Linked DNA regions of Homo sapiens: region 2 is linked to region 1. A link is an interaction called in ENCODE POLR2A ChIA-PET data of the cell type or tissue named here. Cell type or tissue: MCF 10A. All regions are shown on one strand.

The links. ChIA-PET counts read pairs that join two places held together with the same protein. Peaks named below come from ENCODE experiments on the same cell type or tissue, not always from the same donor. Only the 100,000 strongest peaks of a DNase experiment are listed, where the experiment ranks them.
Region 2: POLR2A ChIA-PET joins it to region 1 with 98 read pairs; 27 of 35 experiments call an interaction of 5 or more read pairs at or near these places.

What each region holds. Positions count from the first base shown.
Region 1 is chr10:61,898,766-61,901,265 of GRCh38, forward strand. No RefSeq gene overlaps it. Among named protein-coding and RNA genes, the nearest start is that of ARID5B, 1.7 kb to the right of the region's middle. RefSeq lists a silencer at 1,456-1,625. In MCF 10A, no CTCF peak of the experiment used is centred here; DNase peaks (open chromatin) are centred at 486, 1,366 and 2,486.
Region 2 is chr10:62,048,028-62,050,527 of GRCh38, forward strand. The region is part of intron 4 of ARID5B (AT-rich interaction domain 5B); the gene reads left to right. Among named protein-coding and RNA genes, the nearest start is that of ARID5B, 150 kb to the left of the region's middle. RefSeq lists enhancers at 152-221, 842-931, 1,112-1,281, 1,123-1,417, 2,456-2,500. In MCF 10A, no CTCF peak of the experiment used is centred here; DNase peaks (open chromatin) are centred at 204 and 1,254.

The sequences.
Region 1 (2,500 bases):
AAAATTGAGGGATTTTTGGGGGGGAGGGGTAAACACTATTGTGATCTGTAATTTTAAAAGGCATTCACAGTATTGGTTTGATTTATTAGATTTATTATGTTCACGGGGGGTGGGGGCAGTGCTGTAAAAAGAGGGGGAAAGATACCCCTGTGATTCGGTTTTGAAATTTAGCATTCATCTGATTACAAGGCTGCGGATATTCAAAAATATTCAGACCCAGATCCCTGCAATTGTTAACATCTCAGAAACCTTATCGGAGAGATAAGGCAGCATGCATCCTAGTTCAGTGCCTACCTTGAAGAGCTGAAGAAACAGGGTTTCTAATTAGATGAAGTTCGTTACACACTTAAAGACTTACAGCACCAAAGACAGTAGAAGTAGCTTAGATGCTGTAAAGAGCTGTATAATTTTTTAAGAAAGAGATTTAATATACAATTGAGGGATACCCTCAGGCATTCTGTTGAGGTTTCCTGCATAAATGCTGCTGCATTGGTCATACAGGAAACTGACTCAGAGTCGATCTCAAATACGATCTTGTCAAAATACTGCAACTCAAGTTTTTTTAATATAGGATTTCTTGAACTGGATGTATATATTTACGCTAACACGACAGAGACTAACAGAAGCTTTAGGCATATCTATTTTTAAAAAAGACATGTAAAATGCCCCTCAGTCAAGTCCATTCATATGTTAAAAATGAACAAAATGGGCGATTCTAATCAAACGTCTGCAGTATGCATTATAAAGTTAAAAAGAGAGAGAGAAAGCGCAGGAGAGCTATAATTTCTCTTTGTAACCCATGTTTATAAAATAGAAAGATCAGATGAAATTTCAAGAGATAATTAAAGAGTGATGTGCAAGTCATAATTTGGCTAATGTTAAAGATGGGAGACTGCGAATTGTAGTCCTCCATGGTGCAGAGTTGTGATATTACTTTAAATTATTAAAATAGTTTTCGACAGCTTTCAGAATACCGGCTCTTTGGCATGGGCTTTTATTATTTATTGTAATTAGAGGATCTGCCATTTTCTTTCGTTTATCTCTGTGTGTATAGAAACGAGATAGATTTTGCCTTTTATTACTTCCCCATATTCTGAATCAAAAATGTGGTTTAGATAATGTTAAGTGCCCTAATTCTTACTGCAGCGGACGCAGACGTTATGAAAAGGCATAAAAATACACACAGAGGGTCTTTCCACCTCAAGTCACTGAATATGAGGCATTTGTGCTCTGCCGGGTGTATTAACTTCAGCCATGTGAATATAATTTTCATTAAAGTAATCCTGTTTCAACTAGATGCTGTGACTAGAGGTGAAACGTTGCGAAAGCGTTAAAAATAGCTTACTAGTAATTTCAACATCCTGTAATTTTATCACAGATCAAGTTTCAACTGTCATACTATACAGACCTTATTCCCCATATAGTACATGTTTACTTTTTTAGCATGCCAGACCCACTTTGGAAAGATTGGTGCCAATATAATAAAAGCTGGAGGGGGGGTGTGCTGGAAGGAGTGGGAGGAGAGCGGGGAAGGGGGTGGGGGAACGTGGGGGAAGCGAGTACACCATTTTAAATCAACACTGCGAAAATGCAATCTAGCCTGGCGGAGGACCGGCAGCTGGGTCGGAGCTTGCGAGGGCTTTGCAGTCTCTGCCTGTTCCTTGTTCTGTCGCTCTTAAGTTTCTCTGTGTTTGCATAATAGCCGTGCATGCAAACCTCGCAATGCTCCAGGGCTCCAGAACAATAAATATACACATTTAAAGCCTTTATTGTCTTACGGTTCATGCCCCCGGTTTTCAACAGCTTAATTTCTGGTTGTATTTAACTAGTTTGCAAATGGATTTTTTCAGTTTCAAACTATTATTGAGGAAGCTCCCCTCCCTTTTTTGGCGGGGGAGGGGATGGGGGTGGGGTAGGAGTCGGTATATTATTCCTGTAGCGCTGGGTTATATAAACACATTATCATTTGAGAGCGCCCTTGGCGTCCATCAGCATTGTAAACACGTACTAGTGTATATACTTCAAAATTAAAGAATGCACACGCAGAACCGGGAGCCTGAATTCATATTCTGAGCAGACTCGCTTCTCGCATTTATTGATTTATCATGCATCGTTTATTGTTCCAGTCCCTAAATGCAGTCGCTGTCCGTTCAATATTGTTTGCGAAATCCTAAGATGTGTGTGCACTGCTCACTTGTCTCTTTTTTTTTTGCTGAGTATTTTTTTGCGAAGCGAACAAATGCATTAATATTTATATGTTTATATAATCGATAACCCACTTTTCCCTTCCATGTAAATAGGCATCAAAAGATAATTTAACAGATTAGTTCTCGAAAACATGGCAGTGAGGAAGCGTAATTTAACTATCAAACAAATCTACATGTCTAATAACAGCAAATCTGCTAAGAAGCATTAGAAAGAGGAGCAGCGCCCCGGAATCTCTGCAGGAAATGTTCTTTATATTAGACATATACAAGCAGGTCCTGTCAGATGCACAGTG
Region 2 (2,500 bases), 150 kb after region 1:
TTGGTTTCCTGTCTCCATTCCCAGTGCAAACTCAAGTCACCAGTTTATGTTTCCAGAGCATAAGCATAAGTAGTAAAGGTGAATGCAGTTTTACAAGTGCCCAGTGTGACAAGTATACCACGTGTGAGGTTGGCGGGACCAGTCTATGAGGACAGGAAAGAACAGTATGTGGGCATCTTTATTTCCATTAGTCACTTTTTCATTCAACAAATACATGTTATGCAATGCAGCCTTTTGGGTGTTGTGCTGGGCAGATAAAAGACACATCCCACAGGGTCTTGCCCTTAAGGATTCTCCAGTCTGGTATAATAATATGCCAAAAACCACAGCTAAAGTACAAGGAGTACAGTGATATGTTCCATAAGAGAAGGAGGGAAAAAAAGTTCAGAGGGGAGAGTAGGAGAGGAATTTGATTTTGAGTCCTGAATGACTGGTAGGATTTGCCTAACCATACCTGAAATACGCAAGTACTTGCCTTACTAAGAACAAAGGGCTTTTTCTCTTGATCAAATCCCATTTAGAGTTTACGTTTGTGTGACCAGAATATTAGGTGCTAGTCTGTTCTAAATTTGTAATTCTCAGAATCTGCTGGGGGAGTACATGTGCTTCTCTGGGTTCTGAAAACAGCTCAAAGAATGGAGAAAATAAACCCAGTTTGGGGATGACTTCTTGTCAGTTCCCGGAACCTTTGCCTTTATTTAAAAACAGCATGTTCGATGCAAGTTCTGTCGAAAAGGCCTTTGGGATTTGAAAGCTTTTCTAGAAATAAATGCCTTTTAGGTCTAAGTGCTTTTCACCAAAATGCTAGGAAGGGAAGATCATAGTAACAAGTCTTAGAACAGAGGGGATATTGTTTTGTTTGTTTTAATGAAATGCCTGCGACCTGCTACCCCAAGTTTTGTTTGTCAGCTTTCTGCTCAGCTGTTATTTTGATAAGGGACTTGAAAGTACATCCTTCCCTCGCGGTCATTAAAGTCTTAGCACTTGGGTCAGTTGTGGAAACACTTCTGTGCTACACAAAGTCTTCTAAACAAAACAAATAGTCCATGCCCTGGCTCCAGGCTGCGGACCGTGTCAAATTCATGGAACGTGGCATCGTGCTCTGACAAGGAGAGCAAGAGGTCAGGATCCACAAAACAGGCCGGATGAAATCACCATCTCCGTGCGGGGAGGTGGAGAGAGCAGAGCCCTCCCTGCCAGTCTGGCAACTCCAGCAAAGTCCTCAGGCTCATCCCACACACTCGGTGCTAGTCACTGCTGTGTGTTTACATGAGTAATGGAGCTGCCGGGGGAGGGGAGTTGTAAGCAGAGCGCTGAGCCTCGCAGCTCGCATTCGGAGGGAAGCTGACATCCACACCAAGTCGAGACTTCCAGGGATGTGGCCGGGGAGCAGTCACATGCTGTAGCTTTCATGAGCACAGGCATCAGTCAGGCAGATGTTTGTCGACTGGAATGGGTAATCGCTACTTTCTCTTTGCTTGATTTTTGTTTGTGAGCTTGTTTACCTTTGGTAATTCCAGGCTGGCTTTCTGGGATGGACTTTCAGACCAGCGTTTAGGGGAATGAGAGGAGAGAGCGGGTGTGGGAAGGGGATCCTAAGCCCTAAAGCCTCTTTTTAAACTTTTGCCTCTCTGATTTTAAAGGCAGTTCTGCTTTACTGAGCTTCCACCAACAGTAAAACTGTTATCCGGAGGAGAAAATCAAATTAGTAGGATTAATTGTGTTTGTAAAATGAGTACAGTGTAAAAATGTCCTAAAACCACTGGTTAACTGCCTAAGTAAGATTAACAACAATCAAGAAGGTTCATGTTGTTTAGATTTGACATTGTCATAATCACTCCTTAAGTAATAAAAAGTGTGGGTGCCTTGAAAGGTCTGAAGGAAATTGTTTAGGGTATAATTCATTAGCTTGGAGTCATTCTAGGGGTGGTTGGTTAGTTGGTTGTTTTTAATTTTGCTTGACTTGGGTGACTGATGAAGTTAAATGTGAAAGCTGATGCCGGATAGTCATAGCTCTCAATAAACAGCAGCCTTTTCCCCCTACTTTCTGTGTAGATCTTAAAAGGAACAAGCTCAGCATCAAGGATGAAATAGAACTTTGATTTGTATCTTGTCTTTTCAAAAGTGTAACCCCCATGGAATCAGGCTAACCCCAGTGTAATCTTTGGATGTTATATTAAATAAGCCTTAAGATCTTCATAAAAATATATTGAAAAGGAAAAGACAGCATGCTGATTTAAATGTATCTGTCAGATTTGTTGAGATTTGAAACTTGCTGGTTGCAGTATTGTTAGTAAATATATGTAATAATGTTTTCCAGCTTGCTGTTGTGAATGCCCCTCTCTCTATAGCTATCTCTCTACTTATCTGTATGGTAATTTGAGAGAATGCCCTTGTCTCTGAATATTTTGTAAAAGAGATGTTTTCAAACATTTCATTACTATGATACCATAAGGGCAGGCATGTCACTTAGGTTTCGGAAAGCAAGATACAAAACAAA